Linked DNA regions of Homo sapiens: region 2 is linked to region 1. A link is a loop called in an ENCODE intact Hi-C map of the cell type or tissue named here. Cell type or tissue: endothelial cell of umbilical vein. All regions are shown on one strand. Links, peaks and the distances in the headings refer to the core of each region. The heading gives the core; the rest is flanking DNA.

Region 1 (11,230 bases), core at 2,478-4,977:
ACTTAAACAGAGAAATAAGCATTGACATTGCAGTCCAACGTAAAGGAGGTCCAATTAAAAGCTTTTTTTGTATTAACTAAGATAGATAGTTTTTAGTAAGTCTGCATATATATTTATATTCAGCTCTGTAGAATACAGGATAAATTTAGAATAACAATCATCTCTGGGGTTGGACTTATTTATTACTAATATTAGTGGTATTAACAAAAGGAAAATAGCACCGAGGAGTAATTATTATATCCAAGCTTTATGAGGCCTTTTTTTTGAAAAATGTTTTTCTAAACTGAAAATGAAGAGGATAACATCTTGAATGTAATCCTTGACAGCTTCTATTATGGTTTCTGTCACCTTTTAGTATACTTCCTAACTGTGCGTACTACAGAAAATGGCAAGGAATTAATCAGGTTGCCAAAAGAGTTGGGTTACACAGCATGCAGAAAGCACTTCAGCTACATTATTTGTACAATTTCTGTAGGGAGTTGTGCAATAGAGGCCTTAAATTTAATATGTCTGGCCCCTTTCCACCTGGACTCAGTTCAAACCCATTGCCTGCAGCTTGCTGAATCCAGAGTGGGAAATCAGTCATTATATTAGGAACCAATGGCAAATGATTCCAATTCACATTTTTCAGCTGGTACATTTTTTAACCTAGAGCAACACCAAATTGGAAAATTCTGCAATTCTGCAAGCTGGGCATTAGATCTATATTGCAGTCTAAATACATTTCTAGTCTTAAGAAGTTGACAAGATGATTTTTCTTTAGAATTTCTTTAGTTGATGTGCCATTGACAGAAATTTCAAGGTCTACCACATCATCACCTTTTGCTGGTCCTTTGTTTTTCTCACTGAGGGTAAGTGGTGGTGTCAGTGCCATAAACTGCAATAATCTATGAAACATTGACTCGACTCCTTTATGCCTGTGGCCACATTAGGTAAATTGAAAGGCCATATGCAGCAAAATGAAACTTTCTTGGAGATTGTTAAAAACAAACAAACAAACAAAAAATTCCAAGCATAGTGTCTCTTGCCTGTAATCCCAGCACTTTGGGAGGCTGAGGTGGGAAGATTGCTTGAGCCCAGGAGTTTGAGATCAGCATGGACAACATAGTGAGACCCCATATCTAAAACATAAAAATAAAAAAAAAATTAGTTGAGCATGGTGGCACGTACCTGTAGCCCCAGCTACTCAGGAGGCCAAGGTGGGAGGATTGCTTGAACCCAGGGGACTGAGGCTGTAGTGTGTTGTGATCATGCCACTGCATTCCAGCCTGGACAACAAAGTGAGGCCTTGTCTCATAAAAATAAATTATTTTTTATTAGTAAGTAAACATAAAGGAAAGTAATGCTATATGGAAAATGAAATGAAGAAGCAAGTAATAGAAAAAGAAAGGCCAACCACCTCTTAACCATATGAATATATGGTCAAACATGTTGGTAGCAAGGAAATGTAAAATAAAATATAAATGAGATCTCACTTTCTATTCTTCACATTGAAAACTAATATCAAGTGCTGGTGAGAATATAGGGCAACATACTTTGCTGGTAGAATAAAGAATTGCTACAACCTTTATGAAAAGAATCTATCAATACCCATTGACCTAGACATCCCAATTTTGAAAATATACAAAAAGATGAGTAGGTAAAGTCGGAAGTACAAATATGTTTAAGGCAGTCATATTTAAACTACAAAAATTATTAAAACAACCCAAAACGCTATTGATAAGGAAATGCTTGGTTAAGTTATGGTCAATATAGTGACTGGTATGCAACTATTTTAAAATGGGCCCTATAAGTATTTGCTTAGAGGCAGTTATATAATGTATTGCTTAATTTAAAAAGCAAATTATAGAGTGTTATGTAGAATATAGCCACCTTTAAAAAAAACACAATAAATTATAGACATGTGAACATGAATGTGCATTTGTGTATGTATGTGTTTTATTAAGAAAAGTATAGAAAGGTATACAAAAACAGAAATAGGTTTAGAGGAAAGAAAAGTGAAGAATATTAACATTTCACTTCTATAAGCCTATATTGTTGAGCTTATTAAAATAAGCATGTATTATTTTTGTAAATAAAATTTAATAAAATTAAAAGGAGCAAAAAGGGCAATTAATTTTAGAGCTATAATTTACAGGTGTATTTCAATTAGGGTTCTCTAAAGAAGCAGAATCAATAGGGTGTGTGTGTGTATGTGTGTGTGTAGATGTTCATATATAACTATATAATATATAATGTATAACTATAATACAATTATATGAATATATATATAGGTATATAGACAGACTGACAAATTTTAAGGAATTTGATTATGGGGGCTGGCAAGTCCAAAATCAGCAGGGTAGGCTAGTAGGCTGGAAACTCAAGCAGGAGTCTTGAGATAGAATTTCTTATTTTCTGAGAAACCTCAGTTTTTGCTTTTTTAAGGCAACTGCTTGCGTGAGGCCCACCCACATTATTGATGGTAATTTTTTTATGTAAAGTCAACTGATTGTAGAGAGTAACCTTGTCTACAAAAATATCTTCACAGTACCACCTAGATTAGTGTTTCAATAAATAACTGGGTACTATAGCCTAATCAAATTGACACATAAGACTAACCATCACAGTCCACCTCTTGTCAAATTGGCAGCCATACACATCTCCTTACAACACACTTAATCTCCAAAGTAAAAACAATAAAACAGTAACAAGTCACACTTTTATTGTATCCACCTAACATGATACAACTATGTAGTGTATGACAAAAAAATATACTCTTTCCCCAAAGGGATGCAAAGTCCTTGGATAATGTTCACTCTTCTCTTTGATGTCCTGTAACTTAAATGCTATGGTGGAAAGGTAGCTATTATTTAATATGTCTTATGTCATTATGATAAGAGGAGAGAAAAGAAAACAGAGATATTTGCCATACATACACACAAACACACCTACACTTACACACATACATACACACAAATTTATAACAAAATAAGAAAATAGGCAGGGCATGTTAGCTGACAGCTGTAATCCCAGCACTTTGGGAGGCTGAGGCAGATAGATCACTTGAGGTCAGGAGTTTGAGACCAGCCTGGCCAACATGGCAAAACCCCTTCTCTACTAAAAATACAAAAATTAGCTGGGTGTGGTGACACTCCTCTGTAATTCTGGCTACTCAGGAGGCTGAGGCATGAGAATTTCTTGAACCCAGGAGGCACGGGTTGCAGTGAGCCAAGATCACACCACTGCACTCTAGCCTGGGTGAAGGAGTGAGACTCTGTCTCAAAAAAAAACCACCAAAATAAGAAAATAAGGAAGAAAGGCTTGTAACAATTTCAATTTTTATTTATGCAAATGGTCACATCGTTTTAGCTGGTATTTAAACTACCTTCTTCCACTATGCCCTTTACCTGGTGGAGTGACACAAACTTCTATTCCTAAAGGATCTAGGTCATTAATAGTGCTGCCTGAATTGTGATGTTGCAGTTTTCCATTAACATTAATCACAAGGCATGATAATACTAAGAGATGCCCTAAGGGAGCTCCTATATTTCAGACATACTCTTCCTTCTCTCCATTATGTAGTAGCAGGCCAATTTTCCCTTGGTAATCAGGATCAATCACATCAGTCAGTATACAAACAGGTATATTTTTTGCCCGTTGAGTCAGAAGCATGAGGAACCCAAAGTGGCCAGTGGCTATCTTAACATCCAGTTCAGTAGAATCATTGTTTTGTCTCCTGGTGGAAACATTTCTCCCTTTGGAACTAAGACCTCTAAGGTCAGCAGAGTATGAGATCATGGAGACAGGAAACAAAATGTTGCCAGTGTGTCACCAGGGGTAATGATCAGTGGTGCTACTCACATTTCCACTCATTTCCTTGATTTCTGTATTCATGAATCCTGGCTGTGGGAGAAACAGCACCAGATCTTGGATGCTGATTTAGAGCATATACAGCCTCCTGAAATACACTGGCCAAGTTCTCTAAGGTATTGTCACCCAACTGGCATTGCAATTGAGTCTTCAAAAGCCTATCCTACCATTTTATCAAGGCAGCTGCTTCAGGATGATAGAAAACATAGTAAGACCAGTGAATTCCATAAGCATGTGCCTGTTGCTACACTTTATTTTCTGTGAAGTGGGTGGGTTATTGGATCAGAAGCAATGCTGGGAAATGCCATGATGGTGGATAAGTCATCCTGTAAGTCCACAGATGGTAGTTTTGGCAGAATCAGTGCATGCAAGGAGGCAATTCTGTATCTAGAGTGTCTATTCTGGTAAGATCACAGCACTTCCCCTTCCACGATGGAAGCACTCCAATATCATCAACCTTCCACTAGATGGCTAGCTGGTCACCCCAGAGAATGGTGCCATATTGGGACTCAGTGTTGTTCTTGGCTGCCGGCAGATTGATCACTCAGTGATGGCTGTTGTCAGGTCAGCTTTGGTGAATAGAAGTCCATGTTGCTGAATCCATCCTTGCCATCATGGCCACTTTGTTCATGAGCCCACTAGGCAATGGCAGAAGTGGCTGGAAACAGAGGCTATTATCCACAGAAAGAGTCATCCTATACACTTGATTATTAAAATACTCCTCTGCTGAATTTACTCCTTGGTGAGCATTCACATGGGACACAAATATCTTCACATTTTTGCTCATTCAGAGAGGTTCTCCAGAAAAGCAGAACCAATAGGATGTGTGTGTGTGCATATGCCTCTTCTCCAAGCCTCCCTGTCACCATTTTTGAATCGGGTTTCTTCCAAGTTCCTGACCATCCAGCTAAAACATTAGCCACAACTCATGAATTGATATATACTTGTACTTCTGCCATTTCTCCTTCCAAGTAAATGAACAACCAGGTACATTTCTTGAAGTTCTGCTCACTGTGGAGATTTCCCTTCACCATTGTCCTTTAGGAATGTCCTATAAAGGACTATAGTGCTGTAGATGTCTATTTTTGGATTATGCCTACATATTGTACAGGACCATCTGTAATTCAGACTTGAGTGTTTTGCCTCCACAGTCATTGATTTTAGGGAAAATCCATAAGTATGGATTGAGAAAGAATATATTGTAGCAGGTGTGGAGACCATGGGCATTTGGGCCATTTCTTCATGAAACTTATGGCTTGGTGGGTCAGATAACACTTAGTTCATGATGGGCAATTCAGATGGCATGTTAACTTGGTGGCCCATGATCAAGCATTCTGTCTCTACTAAGGCCCAGTAGCAGGCAAAAGCTGCTTCTCAAAAGGAGAGTATTTATCTGCAAAAGGTAGCAGGGCTTTGCTCCAAAATCCTAAAGGCCAGTGCTGATTTACCTATTGGGGTCTGCCAAAGACTCCAAACAGGTCTCCATCTGTGACTAACACTTCAAGCACCATTGGATCTGCTGGGTCTTATGGCCCAAGTGGTAAAGCAGCTTGTGCACCAGAATGGACCTGTTGCAGAGCCTTCTCTTATTCAGTGACCTACTCAAAACTAGCAGCTTTTTGGGTCAATCAGTAATACACTCGAATGAGGAATACGTCGCCTCTAAAATCCAAAAAGGTCCACTAAGCATTGTGCCACTTTTGGGGTTGTAAGAGAGGTCAGCTGCAAAAACTTATTCCTCATCTTAGAAGGGATATCTTGACATGCTCCACAACACTGCACTGCTAGAAATTTCCTTGTGGTAGAAGGCCCCTAGATTTTTGTGAAACATATTTTTTACCCTCTGACTTGCAAATGTCTTACCAATAAGTCTAGAATAGTGTTGCTTCTTGCTCACTAGATCTAATCAGCATAATGCCATCAATGTAGTAGATTAATGTGATATCTTGTGAAGGGAAAGGCAATCAAGATCTCTGCACAATAAACTATAACACGGGGCTAGAAAGCTGATATGTCCCTGAGGTAGGACAGTGAAGGTGTGTTGCTGGTTTTGTTAGCTGAAAGCAAACTGCTTCTGGTATACTTTACTAAAAAACAGGAGAAGCCATTTGTCAAATCAATACCTGCATACCAGATACAAATGCATACATTACCTCGTTCTAGCAATGAAATTCATCTACCAGAGCAGCTGCAATCAGAGTCACTATCTGGTTAAGCCACTGTCATTCTCCAAAATTTGTGTTCAGTACAGCCCAAATAAGCAAGTTTGATGAGGATGTGATAACAATCACTACCCCTTCATCACTCAAGTCCTTGATGGTGTCACTAATCTCTGCAATCCTTTCAGGAATGCAGTATTGCTTTTGGTTTATTATTTCCTAGATAGAGGCAGTTCTCATGGATTCCACTTGTCCTTTTCTGCATAATAGCCCTCAACCCACAGGTCAGGGAGCTAACATGGAGATTCAACCAGTTACCAGGTATGTTCAAATTATGTATTCCAGAGCTGGGGAAATAACCATATAATGAGTTCAGGAATCCACTGGACCCATTGTGAGATGGATCTGAGCTAAAACTTCATTGAACACTGATCTCCATATTTCTGTACTCGAAATGGTGGACCACAGTGACATTTTGGGTCTCCTACAGTTAATGCCAATTTATAGCCAGGTTCCAGTAATATCTGAAATATCTGCTTATTTCCTTTTTCCCAGTGAACAGTCACTCTGGTAAACAGCTATGGGTCTCTTTGGGAAAGGCTGGAAGAAAGATTAATAGTATAAGTTTTTGGCAGTGTGGTGGGGTCCTTCCTCAAGGATCCTCAGCCTCCTCTTCATTCAAGGGGTTCTGGTCTGCAAACTTGCTGAAGTCTGGGGTTTGATTGAGTGGACATGACTCTGTTTTTATTACTCAAGTTGGACTTTTGTTTACTTGACCTAAAACTCTCCACTTTTACAGATCAAGTAATAATTTAGTAGGCTTCCTACCTATTTCACTTCTAAGAACACTATGATCAACTAGCCAATGTCACAGGTCTCTGTGAGTCAGATTATTACGACTGCCCGTTTGACACTGCTGTCCATTATGATATCCGTGCCCAACTTGCCTTTTGAGATTGAATGTTACCACTTTGCCCCTGCAACCCAAGGGATCCAGTTATTCCCATGGTATCTGGGCTTCTTAATTCAGTAGTAGCAGTTCCCATGATAATTCCAACCTACAGAAAAAAGCAATCACAAAGCTCTTCAAGGATATTGGGACTCCCTTCACAAATTTATTATTCACAGTCATGATGAAAGATATATCTGTGGACCATTCTTGGGTGGGCGAGCAAGTCTTAAATGATAAATCTACCCTAAAAATACCCCAATCCTGAAGACTTTGGATTCTTTACAATATACCATGCCAGTTCTGGCATGTCAACTGTACTTATAGTGGGGCACTTTTTGGTCTATGTTTCAGCCAACCAAATAAATAGCTAAAACCCTTTCTAATCCCCCAAGCTGCAACATTAAACCCAGAATATCTGCTCAGTGAGAATATATCAATAAATTTGGCCTGATCCAACTTTATGCTTCTTCTACTATTATTCCACACCCTTAATATCCATTCCTACATGTATTCCCCAGATTCCTGCCTGTATAAATAGAAAATCATGAAGCTCTTTTGGAGGGTAGTGCATGTCCTTATAGCCACGTGTTGTACCTCACCCTTTCAGGCCTGCTGGAACTTCAGTCAAGTTATAGGTCTAAAAGCAAAAAAGGAGTGGTATAGATGGTCCCTAAGGAGAATCAACAGAAAGCCGGAACCTTGCTTCTTATAAGTTTTTGATTTGGAGTATCCAATGATACTTTGTATCATTGTATCCAGTGATATTTTGCCTATCTCTATTGCTATATCACACTGTGGACTATCAGTGCCCTCTTTACCACTGGAAATAATCATTAGTGTCTTTAAATATAATCAGATTAGAGAATCAATTACAGAAACTCCAAATCATTTCAAAGAATTGATCCTTAAGATCCTGTTCCTCTATAACCACTCTTAGTACTGAAATCTGTATCAGTCAAGGTCTCCAGAAAAATAGAACCAATAGATTAAGATAGACATATAGAGATATAGATGTTAACCATTTCTACGGTATACATTCATTGCAACATCTAGATGAGCATTCAATCAGATTATTGGGTATTACAGCCTGGCTATGTTGATAAGTAAAACTAACTATCACAAAGGAGATGACCAGTAGCTCTCATTAGAATATTATGCTTGGTTTTACCTAGGGTGAACTTTCCTGAAACAATCTAGACTGATCTAAAAACATCTTGTCTCAGTATAACTTGGACATTTTGAGGATAGGAGTGGGAAGGCAACCTGATTATACATAAAACCTTTTAAAGTAAGAAATAAAAAAAAGAGTTAAGAGGTCAATCAGGTTGGCCAATTTATTTGGTAGTTGAGGAGCTGAAGCATTTTTTAATCCATTAATATATACCCATTATGGCTGTATACTCTAACCCTTCTTAGCTGTTAAACCAGAGTTCAGAATGCCTGGATTCAACTTCTAGCTCAGCCATCTTACTCAGGCAGATTACTTCATCTCTATAAGCCCTGTTGGAAATATCTCAGGGTTAGACTTTATGCATTTCTATCACTCAAATTCATAACATTTTAACAATTTAAAAACAAATATCAAAATAATAACATATAGGTATAGATGTGGTACAAAATTTTGCTTTATTTCCAAAGGACTTGAAGAATTTACTTGTTTTCATCCAACACACTTTTGAAAACATAAATAGCAAATATAAATATATTCTCATTGGAGGAGGGTTGATGAGATTTCCCGGGAGCGATGCTCTGCATTCTAAATCTGAGGCATCCTAACAGGTCCTGTGTGCCCTTGAGTTAAGGTGGGAGTCCATGACATTTGGTATAGAAATTGTTGCCTTTGCCAAATGAAAATGAAATTGACATATTGGCTGCACAGCTTATATTCTGAATTGTGTTCCCAGGAGTACATAGCCTGTACTCTTTTTCTGTTTTCTTGTAGTAACTTAAGAAACAAGTTTATAAGTTGCCTAAAGAGTCAAGACTGCTGTTGTGAAATAGAGGTTTTCTTGAAGGAAAACTAACCCTTCTAGTCATTAAGTTTTGTTGTAATGCTCTGGATAACCTGCTCTGGAACCATTAGAGCACTTTCTATAAATATTTCTGGAGGCCTTGATAGAAAATAACTTTACATTCAAATAGAATATAGTGGAATATTTGGAAATATAACCTCTTCACCCTTTACATCAAATAAGTTGCTGTATCAAAACAAAAATAAAAGCATGAGATTTGACCATGACTTTGAGACCTGTGGCACTATTTTCCAGCAGTATAACATCAGAGTTCACTTGGTTCCTCTGAGTCTCAATTGTCTCATATAACAATGCCTACCTCTCAGTATTCTGAGATAATCTTATAATGATATATATGAGAGAGATCTGTAAACTTTACAACATTGGCAATATTAATAGTTCTCTGACAATCATATGCTCTTATAAATTCAGAACAAGTTTCAAAAGAAGCAGATGCTATTTGAGAGAACAGAATCACAATACTATCTTCTTAAAATCAAATCAAAATTTCACAGACGTAGCAACATAAATCCACAAGTGTTTATCTCTAGAAACAGTGAAATGGGAAAAGATTATCAGTCCTTTGTGCAAAGAACGTCTGGTTACAAATTCGGAAGGGTGCTGAAATGCCGGTTTTATATATCTATTTCTGCTAGGCAGAGAGACTAGTCAGGAGATAAAGGACAGAGTGCTGGAAAGCTTGGGCACAGATTTTATGGAGCAGGGAGGAATCATGAAGGTGGGAGCACCATAGACTGTTCTAATATGCGGACTGTCAGTAAATGTCAAGACTCCAACTGAAACATCTTAGTACCGATAGCATCTGTTTCCCCAGCTGGTTCTCAGCCTGAAATTGTTAAGGAAAACAACGTGGTGGCAGGAAAGGATCAGTTTGGGAAAGATTAGATTCCACTCCCGGAGCCATAGAATCAACAGGAAGTTGCTGCATGTGATCTTTATTCAAAACTAGGAGAGGAATCCAGTAGAGTACATTTGTTCTGAAATTTCTTTAGCTTGGCCCAGACTACCTGCCTTTCTCCTTAGAGATAGGACTATTCTAAATAATGATATTTAGTAAATGGTATCTCAAATGTACTGGTAATTGAAAATAAAAACCTGGATGTGATTCTTGAGACCACCTCTCAAATAGTTGTCAAACGGGTTCACTTCTCATCATTTCCACCTCTACCCTTCCAGCCTAGCCCTTTCCTGGGGGTGACACAAGTGGCATTTGAGCTGGATTTTCAATAATATAAAAGATGTCAACAAAATGGAGAGGGGAGGCAGGCAAGGAATTCAAAAGTCAAAAGAGAACAAAGACATTTTGGTAACAAACTGGAGCCTAGAATGCAGAAGGAAGCATGGTAAGATATAAATTCTGACTGCTGAAAATCTTGAATGCCACATAAGGATTTTGGACTTTATGCAAGAGACAAAAAGGTCATTTGGAGTCTTTGAAAATGGGTTTGGCAGGATTAGAACTATAAGGTAGGTATAGAAAACCAGATTTTGTTATCCATTCATCTATCTGCTGATAATAACACATTAATTATCCTCTATGTAATTTTTCCTTGCCCTTCTCCTAAGCTTTGTGCTTTGGGTGGAATTCATTTTACTCCTAGATCCACGGGTAACTCTGTGACTTAGACTTGGCACCCCCAAAATTGTTTTCCATGATCACTAAAATTGGCTTAGAATGGATGAGTGATCTGAAAAGCCAGTAAAAGTCAATGGGACTTTTGTTGATGCTATTGTGGGTCACACTGTCTTTCTTGTGAGACTCAAATCCGGGAGGTTATAGGTTGCAGCAGGTATTTATGCAATCATGTGGAGCCTGGAAATGACAGGCCCATGGGGAAGAAAACAGAGCCTGTGTCCTGGTCATGTTATCTGCGTTGCTCTCAAAACACCCAACCCTTGAGCTTTACGTGTTACCTAAGTCATTGAAATATCTTTCCTTTAGTTAGATTTTCTGCCTTTTGCAGCAGAAAGAATCCTGACTGAAACTCCAGTGAGAGAGATATGTACAACGCTAACGATGTGAGAATACAGATACCAAAGGGGCAAGAGTAAAATCTGATATATATGGGGAAAGAGGTTTTAAGAGAGGATAATTTATGGTTCCCCCTTATTTTCTATCTACAGGGTTAGCACTGTTATTGATCAACACAAGGGAGACTATTGTTTTCCTCTTATGAACCTTCACAACTGTTTAAGAACATTAAATATTAGGGTAAGTTTTCATTTGATTAGAA
Region 2 (10,436 bases), core at 1-2,500, 390 kb before region 1:
AGCACTTCTTATAATTTCATTGCCAGGAATGGTGACTATACTTTGAGAAATATTTTATATTATAAGTATGATAGAACTTTGGAAACCTCAAAACCTGTGCCTACTTTCAAAATTTTATTAATTATGAAATGCATACTTAAAATGTTTGTTCACTGAGCAATGATTAGCTATTTGTCTGCATCATTTATAATGTCTTTGTGAATAAACATTCTAACTTGTAGGCAATGCTTTGCATCTGTTATTTTGCAAATAAAAGAAAAATTTGTTTCTCATGACCACTATTAAATCTGTTGACTTAAAAAAGTACATATTTTTGTGATTCTCAACATCATATCAGACTTTTCTTTCTTGACACATGAAATTGAAATAATATCACTAATATTACAATTAATCATAGAGACATGGGGGTGGATGTTCAAGGACTTGAAAAGCTGTATCTCACACTGTCTAATATGTGAAAGCATTAGGTTGTCTTTTAGGGAAATTACTTGTTATTATTCAGACATATCCCATCCACTTCAAAGTTGGTCCTAAGCAATGAGAAGTGAAAATTATTAAAATGAAGTTTGCATATATTAGGTGCTCAGAGTACTAAATAAAACAATTTACTTTTACATCAGAAAATAGAATTCAACGACTTAACATTAAATGGTCCAAGGTCAATGTCACCAACATATAACTTGCAACAGACAGAATAAGAGATCAGGACATATGATTTAGTAGTAAGCTACTGTAGGAATATTCACTTGCAGAGTTTTGTTGTTTTGTTTTTTTTTTTTAGACTTTATGGGCCACATTTTTAGCTTGAGGGCCATACAAAAATGGGCCACAGACCGCATACTGCCCCTGATTATAATAAAAACATATGTCAAACTATGAGTAAGATTGATTCCTGGTTTTAAACATTGTGTTAGTAATTTAGGTGACAACTTTTTTGGTTAGGGCAACTCTCCATTCGGCCACTTGATGGCAGCATTTACTATGTGCTAACATTGAACTTCAATTTTTTTTTTTTTTTTTTTTTTTTTTCTCCTCTTTAGGTTGTTCAGCCTCGTTTAACATTGGTGGTGGAAAAAAGATTGATAGCAATGCAAATGTATTTATAACCACGAGAGATAGCCACCTTCCACCCCAATTAGCCTTTGCATTGATTTACTGAGGAAAAACATCTATTACCGAAAAAGTCTTACAGATTAGTGTTGCATTATTTTGTTACAGTTGAAATATCTGTAGGAAAAGTGATCTCACAGATCTCATTTTAATCTAACCAAAAATGTACTTTCCCCAATAATTAAAAAAAAAAAGATTTATCATTGAGAATGCAGCTCTGGTTCAGAATGCTATACTACAGCTTTTCCCCTTAAAGCTATATACTTAGTTATTTGAATATTTTTTAATAATGAGCTTGTGTCACATTTTAGGTCTTTAAAAAGAGATTTATTCATGAGCTGTTGCTTGAATAAAGCCATTGATCTACCAAAAAAATTTCCTATTTCTCAATTTCTTTGTGAGAATATAATTACGATCTGAATTAGTCTTTAAAAAAAATAAAAGAGCATACTGCTTCCTGAAATACATTTTGTACCCCCCAAATAATGGAGCTGCAGCTGAGACTTTTCCTGCAGAAAAAAAAAAACTTACCAGTAATGATTCTATAAACATCCTGGCAACAACTTTCTAGGGGAGGGTTCACTAGGAGAACTCCCATTTGAGATTTACATGGAGCACAAATTGGTAAATTTATAAGGCGGTTACGATTTCGTGCTTTTGGCTTGAAAGGAGGGAATCATTTTTTTGTTTGTTTTTAAACCACCCCTTCTTCTCCTCTGGCCCCTTATTTCTCCCAAAAAAAATGGCATTTGGAAGAGTTTGGTGGCTTTACTTTCCTTTTTTTTTCTGCTCCATGATTGGAGAAGATTCCCATATTATAATATATTGCCATTTGAATTTATATGTCAGAGCAAGGTTAAAGTACTCAACAGTAGAGTTGTAAAGGAGGCTCTTCTGGGGCCACTGGGCCTGTGTAAATGGCAAGAATGTAGCATGGGAAGTCTTGGACCATGAGTTTATATAAATAACTTTGTGGGTGGATATAAATATTCTGGGGAGGCGATTCCAGCTCTGCTGTTTTCACAGGCTCAACTCTATTTTCCTGAGCTCTGTGTATGTTTACTTACATACAATTGTATATTTCCTTCTGTTTATACACAGTTGGGTTTTCTGGCCCTATATAAGGAGATTTATGTTCCACACACATTCTTCCTATAGCTCATCTCACGCTAGTTAAACATTTTTTATAAAAGAAAACTAATGCAAGATTACCGTAGAAACCTTAGAAAATATGGATAAGTGAAAATAAATAAAAGCATATATCTTACCATGCTATTATTTGTTACAGTCTAGCACTCCCTCTATATATATGTATGCACACACACACATACATACACACACTTACAAATAAATACAAATCTATATTATAAAAATTAGACCATGCACTAGTTTTGCACAGGTTTTTCCCAACCCAGCTGAATACAATTTCTATTGCTATACAATTCACTTCTATTCCTCTTCTTTTTAACACAAGAATATATTTCTTATTATGCTTCACCTTTATATTTCTTATTATGAGGAATACTACTTGGCTTGGATTCCTGGAAAAGATACTACCTGACTTGGACCCCTGGTATGATCGTGTCCCTGTGGGAATTCATACAGAGGACCCAACCACAGACGGCCTGATGACAACAGGGAATACTTTCAAAATTATATAGGAAGTTGAATGCTAGATTTGACAGGCTTAATTGCTGATATGTTCAGTTTCGAATGAAATCAATGTGGGAAAGAAAAAGGAAATAATAGCTCTGACAGCTTTCCCAATCTGCAGCATTTGCTGTCTGTAAAGTCTTGTTAAATTCTAGCCAGCAGTTTAGGAAGGAAAAGCTGAAGTGAATGCACCAGAGAGGGGCTGACTGTCCTTTTAGGAGAGGCTTGTTTTCAATCTGCCTGGTGCTCAGAGATATCGAGTGCCCACAGGACAATGCTGTCCCTCCCACTGGTGATGAAAGGTACTGGGAACTTGTTACCTATAAATGCCAACTGTAAGTTGCAACAGCTTCAGCAACAGCTGTCTCGCCAATTACCCAGTGGTGTGTGTGTGTGCATTCCTGCATTCATGCACATTGTTTCATTTATGTTGACTCTTCTGGTTAGCATAGTCTAATCAAAGGCCAACCACTGGAACCTGGGTCAGTGTACCTGGCCTCCCAGTGTGTGGTGTCTGAATACAGGGACCTAGTTTGATTATAGTGAGATTTACTCCATTATCCTCAGCTGTATCTCATTTAAGGCTGGACAAAAAGGTCTCAGAAAAGCGAATGAAGCATAGAAGTGCTGGTGGTTTGATATGAGGGTAGGAGTAGAGAAAATGTGAAAGTTATTGAGGCGTTCCTGCTTGTCAGAACATTTTGGGAGTCTCCCTAAATTCTGAAGCCAACTTAGGGTTGAGCAAGTTTGTTCAATGAGCTTGGTAAGCCCTGTAGCCTAAAGACTGGTTCTGGGTTTATAATAGTAGAGTGCTGTGTTTTTTTGTTGTTTTATTTGTTGTTGTTTTTTTTTTGTTTTATTTGTTGTTTTGCCATTTGCAAGTGTTGAACTCATGTGAATTTTTTATCTGTTCAATAAAAAATTACCCAGAGAGTTGAAATTGGCATTGATTTTTAATTTCTACAGAAGTTATTACAGATATATATCAGTGTCAATTAAAACAGTTTCATTGCGTACTACATATAGGAAATCAAATTTCATAATTGCATTTAGCATATGGGCAGTAGTACTGATTTCAGAGATTAAAGGTCATTGGTGATTAGGCTCTGAGTTTAAATAAAATTACATTATATTTTTTCCTCTTCCTCCTAGATTGCAAACATGATGGACAGGAAATGCTGGCATGACTTAGAATTACCTAGTAAAAGTCATGTTGATGCCTGTTTTCTGTTTGCCTTCTTTCTTGCACCCCATCCTCCATAATTGCAAAGATAACTTGAAGGTAAACGTGTTTTTTTTTTTTTTTTTGAGGCAGATCTCACTCTGTCGCCCAGGCTGGAGTGCAGTGGCGCGATCTCGGCTCACTGCAGCCTCTGCATCCCGTGTTCAAGTGATTCTCCAACCTCTGCCTCCCTGGTAGCTGGGACTATAGGCATCCACCACCACGCCTGGCTAATTTTTGTTTTTTTTTTGGTAGAGACAAGGAGGTTTCACCACGTTGGCCAGGCTGGTCTCGAACTCCTGACCTCAACGGATCCACCCACTTTGGCCTCCCAAAGTGCTGGGATTACAGGTATGAGCTACTGTGCCCGGCCCATATCATTGTTTATTATTATTATTATTATTATACTTTAAGTTTTAGGGTACATGTGCACAATGTGCAGGTTTGTTACATATGTATACATGTGCCATGTTGGTGTGCTGCACCCATTAACTCGTCATTTAGCATTAGGTATATCTCCTAATGCTATCCCTCCCCCCTCCCCCCACCCCACAACAGTCCCCGGTGTCTGATATTCCCCTTCCTGTGTCCATGTGTTCCCATTGTTCCCACCTATGAGTGAGAACATGCGGTGTTTGGTTTTTTGTCCTTGCGATAGTTTGCTGAGAATGATGGTTTCCAGCTTCATCCATGTCCCTAGAAAGGAAATGAACTCATCATTTTTTATGGCTGCATAGTATTCCATGATGTATATGTGCCACATTTTCTTAATCTAGTCTATCATTGTTGGACTTTTGGGTTGGTTCCAAGTCTTTGCTATTGTGAATAGTGCCACAATAAACATACGTGTGCATGTGTCTTTATAGCAGCATGATTTATAATACTTTGGGTATATACCCAGTAATAGGATGGCTGGGTCAAATGGTATTTCTAGTTCTAGATCCCTGAGGAATCGCCACACTGACTTCCACAATGGTTGAACTAGTTTACAGTCCCACCAACAGTGTAAAAATGTTCCTATTTCTCCACATCCTCTCCAGCAACTGCTGTTTCCTGACTTTTTAATGATCGCCATTCTAACTGGGGTGAGACAGTATCTCATTGTGGTTTTGATTTGCATTTCTCTGATGGCCAGTGATGATGAGCATTTTTTCATGTGTTTTTTGGCCGCATGAAAGTCTTCTTTTGAGAAGTGTCTGTTCCTATCCTTTGCCCACTTTTTGATGGGGTCGTTTGTTTTTTCTTGTAAATTTGTTAGAGTTCATTGTAGATTCTGGATATTAGCCCTTTGTCAGATGAGTAGGTTGTGAAAATTTTCTCCCATTCTGTAGGTTGTCTGTTCACTCTGATGGTGGTTTCTTTTGCTGTGCAGAAGCTCTTTAGTTTAATTAGATCCTATTTGTCAATTTTGGCTTCTGTTGCCATTGCTTTTGGTGTTTTAGACATGAAGTCCTTGCCTATGCCTATGTCCTGAATAGTATTGCCTAGGTTTTCTTCTAGGGTTTTTATGGTTTTAGGTCTAACATGTAAGTCTTTAATCCATCTTGAATTAATTTTTGTATAAGGTGTAAGGAAGGGATCATTTCAACTTTCTACATATGGCTAGCCAGTTTTCCCAGCACCATTTATTAAATAGGGAATCCTTTCCCCATTGCTTGTTTTTGTCAGGTTTGTCAAAGATCAGATGGTTGTAGATATGCAGCATTATTTCTGAGGGCTCTGTTCTGTTCCATTGGTTTATATCTCTGTTTTGGTACCAGTACCATGCTGTTTTGGTTACTGTAGCCTTGTAGTGTAGTTTGAAGTCAGGTAGCGTGATACCTCCAGCTTTGTTCTTTTGGCTTAGGATTGACTTGGTGATGCGGGCTCTTTTTTGGTTCCATATGAACTTTAAAGTAGTTTTTTCCAATTCTGTGAAGAAAGTCATTGGTAGCTTGATGGGGATGGCATTGGACCTATAAATTACCTTGGGCAGTATGGCCATTTTCATGATATTGATTCTTCCTACCCATGAGCATGGAATGTTCTTCCATTTGTTTGTATCCTCTTTTATGTCATTGAGCAGTGGTTTGTAGTTCTCCTTGAAGAGGTCTTTCACATCCCTTGTAAGTTGGATTCCTAGGTATTTTATTCTCTTAGAAGCAATTGTGAATGGGAGTTCACTCATGATTTGGCTTTCTGTTTGTCTGTTAATGGTGTATAAGAATGCTTGTGATTTTTGCACATTGATTGTGTATCCTGAGACTTTGCTGAAGTTGCTTATCAGCTTAAGGAGATTTTGGGCTGAGACGATGGGGTTTTCTAAATATACAATCATGTCATCTGCAAACGGACAATTTGACTTCCTCTTTTCCTAATCAAATACCCTTTATTTCCTACTCCTGTCTGATTACCCTGGCCAGAACTTCCAACACTATGTTGAATAGGAGTGGTGAGAGAGGGAATCCCTGTCTTGTGCCAGTTTTCAAAGGGAATGCTTCCAGTTTTTGTCCATTCAGTATGATATTGGCTGTGGGTTTGACATAGATAGCTCTTATTATTTTGAGATACATCCCATCAATACCTAATTTATTGAGAGTTTTTAGCATGAAGGATTGTTGAATTTTGTCAAAGGCCTTTTCTGCATCTATTGAGATAATTGTGGTTTTTGTCTTTGGTTCTGTTTATATGCTGGATTACATTTATTGATTTGTGTATGTTGAACCAGCCTTGCATCCCAGGGATGAAGCCCACTTGATCATGGTGGATAAGCTTTTTGATGTGTTGCTGGATTCGGTTTGCCAGTATTTTATTGAGGATTTTCGCATCGATGTTCATCAAGGATATTGGTCTAAAATTCTCTTTTTTTGTTGTGTCTCTGCCTGGCTTTGGTATCAGGATGATGCTGACCTCATAAAATGAGTTAGGGAGATTCCCTCTTTTTCTATTGATTGGAATAGTTTCAGAAGGAATGGTACCAGCTCCTCTTTGTACCTCTGGTAGAATTCAGCTGTGAATCCATCTGGTCCTAGACTTTTTTTGGTTGGTAAGCTATTAATTATTGCCTCAATTTCAAAGCCTGTTATTGGTCTATTCAGAGATTCAACTTCTTCCTGGTTTAGTCTTGGGAGAGTGTATGTGTCGAGGAATTTTTCCATTTCTTCTAGGTTTTCTAGTTTATTTGCGTAGAGGTGTTTATAGTATTCTCTGATGGTAGTTTGTATTTCTGTGGGATTGGTGGCGATATCCCCTTTGTCATTTTTTATTGCGTCTATTTGATTCTTCTCTCTTTTCTTCTTTATTAGTCTTGCTAGTGGTCTATCAATTTTCTTGATCTTTTCAAAAAACCAGCTCCTGGATTCATTGATTTTTTGAAGGGTTTTTTGTGTCTCTATTTCCTTCAGTTCTGCTCTGATGTTAGTTATTTCTTGCCTTCTGCTAGCTTTTGAATGTGTTTGCTCTTGCTTCTCTAGTTCTTTTAATTGTGATGTTAGGGTGTCAATTTTAGATCTTTCCTGCTTTCTCTTGTGGGCATTTAGTGCTATGAATTTCCCTCTACACACTGCTTTGAATGTGTCCCAGAGATTCTGGTATGTTGTGTCTTTGTTCTCGTTGGTTTCAAAGAACATCTTTATTTCTGCCTTCATTTCTTTATGTATCCAGTAGTCATTCAGGAGCAGGTTGTTCAGTTTCCATGTAGTTGAGCGGTTTTGAGTGAGTTTCTTAATCCTGAGTTCTAGTTTGATTGCACTGTGGTCTGAGAGAAAGTTTATTATAGTTTCTGTTCTTTTACATTTGCTGAGGAGTGCTTTACTTCCAACTATGTGGTCAATTTTGGAAAAGGTGTGGTGTGGTGCTGAAAAGAATGTATACTCTGTTGAATTGGGGTGGAGAGTTCTGTAGATGTCTATTAGGTCTGCTTGGTGCAAAGCTGAGTTCAATTGCTGGGTATCCTTGTTAACTTTCTGTCTCGTTGATCTGTCTAATGTTGACAGTGGGGTGTTAAAGTCTCCTGTTATTATTGTGTGGGAGTCTAAGTCTCTTTGTAGGTCACTAAGGACTTGCTTTATGAATCTGGGTGCTCCTGTATTGGGTGCATATATATTTAGGATAGTTAGTTCTTCTTGTTGAATTAATCCCTTTACCATTATGTAATGGCCTTCTTTGTCTCTTTTGATCTTTGTTGGTTTAAAGTCTGTTTTATCCGAGACTAGGATTACAACCCCTGCCTTTTTTTGTTTTCCATTTGCTTGGTAGATCTTCCTCCATCCCTTTGTTTTGAGCCTATGTGTGTCTCTGCACATGAGATGGGTTTGCTGAATACAGCACACTGATGGGTCTTGACTCTTTATCCAATTTGCCAGTCTGTGCCTTTTAATTGGAGCATTTAGCCAATTTACATTTAAGTTTAGTATTGTTATGTGTGAATTTGATCCTGTCATTATGATGATAGCTGTTTATTTTGCTCGTTAGTTAATGCAGTTTCTTCCTAGCCTTCATGGTCTTCACAATTTGGCATGTTTTTGCAGTGGCTGGTACTGGTTGTTCCTTTCCATGTTTAGTCCTTCCTTCAGGAGCTCTTTTAGGGCAGGCCTGGTGGTGAAAAAATCTCAGCATTTGCTTGTCTGTAAAGTATTTTATTTCTCCTTCACTTACGAAGTTTAGTTTGGCTGGATATGAAATTCTGGGCTGAAAATTCTTTTCTTTAAGAATGTTGAATATTGGCCCCCACTCTCTTCTGGCTTGTAGAGTTTCTGCCTAGAGATCAGCTGTTAGTCTGATGGGCTTCCCTTTGTGGGTAACCCGACCTTTCTCTCTGGCTGCCCTTAACTTTTTTTCCTTCATTTCAACTTTGGTGAATCTACCAATTATGTGTCTTGGAGTTGCTCTTCTCGAGGAGTATCTTTGTGGCATTCTCTGTATTTCCGGAATTTGAATGTTGGCCTGCCTTGCTAGATTGGGGAAGTTCTCCTGGATAATATCCTGCAGAGTGTTTTCCAACTTGGTTCCATTCTCCCCGTCACTTTCAGGTACACCCATTAGACATAGATTTGGTCTTTTCACATAGTCCCATATTTCTTGGAGGCTTTGTTCATTTCTTTTTATTCTTTTTTCTCTAAACTTCTCTTCATGCTTCATTTCATTCATTTCGTCTTCCATTACTGACACCCTTTCTTCCAGTTGATCGCATGGTTACTGAGGCTTGTGCATTCGTCACGTAGTTCTCATGCCTTGGTTTTCAGCTCCATCAGGTCCTTTAAGGACTTCTCTGCATTGGTTATTCTAGTTATCCGTTCGTCTAATTTTTTTTCAAAGTTTTTAGCTTCTTTGCCATTGGCTTGAACTTCCTCCTTTAGCTCGGAGTAGTTTGACCTTCTGAAGCCTTCTTCTCTCAACTCGTCAGAGTCGTTCTCTGTCCAGCTTTGTTCTGTTGCTGGTGAGGAGCTGTGTCCCTTTGGAGGAGGAGAGGTGCTCTGATTTTTAGAGTTTCTGGTTTTTCTGCTCTGTTTTTTCCCCATCTTTGTGGTTTTATCTACCTTTGGTCTTTGATGATGGTGATGTACAGATGGGGTTTTGGTGTGGATGGCCTTTCTGTTTGTTAGTTTTCCTTCTAACAGTCAGGACCCTCAGCTGCAGGTCTGTTGGAGTTTGCTGGAGATCCACTCCAGACCCTCTTTGCCTGGGTATCAGCAGCAGTGGCTGCAGAACAGCGGATATTGGTGAACTGCAAATGCTGCTGCCTGATCGTTCCTCTGGAAGTTTTGTCTCAGAGGAGTACCTGGCTGTGTTAGGTGTCAGTCCGCCCCTACGGGGGGTGTCTTCCAGTTAGGCTGCTTGGGGGTCAGGGACCCACTTGAGGAGGCAGTCTGCCGGTTCTCAGATCTCAAGCTGCGTGCTGGGAGAACCACTACTCTCTTCAAAGCTGTCAGACAGGGACATTTAAGTCTGCAGAGTTTATTGCTGTCTTTTGTTTGTCTGTGCTTTGCCCCCAGAGGTGGAGCCTACAGAGGCAGGCAGGCCTCCTTGAGCTGTGGTGGACTCCACCCAGTTCGAGCTTCCTGGCTGCTTTGTTTACCTGCTCAAGCTTGGGCAATTGCGGGCACCCCTACCCCAGCCTCACTGCTGCCTTGCAGTTTGATCTCAGAATGCTGTGCTAGCAATGAGCGAGGCTCTGTGGGCATAGGACCCTCTGAGCCAGGTGTGGGATATAATCTCCTGGTGTGCCGTTTGTTAAGCCCATTGGAAAAGCGCAATGTTAAGGTGGGAGTGACCCGATTTTCCAGGTGCCGTCTGTTACCCCTTTCTTTGACTAGGAAAGGGAATTCCCTGACCCCTTGTGCTTCCCGGGTGAGGCGATGCCTCGCCCTGCTTTGGCTCACACATGGTGTGCTGCACCCACTGTCCTGCACCCACTGTCTGGCACTCCCCAGTGGGATGAACCCAGTACCTCAGTTGGAAATGCAGAAATCAC

The links. Peaks named below come from ENCODE experiments on the same cell type or tissue, not always from the same donor. Only the 100,000 strongest peaks of a DNase experiment are listed, where the experiment ranks them.
Region 2: a loop joins it to region 1, with 3 times the contacts of the local background. A loop is called at or near these places in 3 of 110 quality-filtered maps.

What each region holds. Positions count from the first base shown.
Region 1 is chr5:124,061,390-124,072,619 of GRCh38, forward strand. LINC01170 (long intergenic non-protein coding RNA 1170) reads right to left here. Exons shown (of 6, transcript NR_125774.1): 5 at 1,029-1,121. Among named protein-coding and RNA genes, the nearest start is that of LINC01170, 370 kb to the right of the region's middle. In endothelial cell of umbilical vein, for the core only: no CTCF peak of the experiment used is centred there; a DNase peak (open chromatin) is centred at 3,802; H3K27ac peaks cover 1,859 bases.
Region 2 is chr5:123,670,196-123,680,631 of GRCh38, forward strand. No RefSeq gene overlaps it. Among named protein-coding and RNA genes, the nearest start is that of CSNK1G3, 160 kb to the left of the region's middle. In endothelial cell of umbilical vein, for the core only: a CTCF peak has its summit at 961 (motif pointing right); a DNase peak (open chromatin) is centred at 986.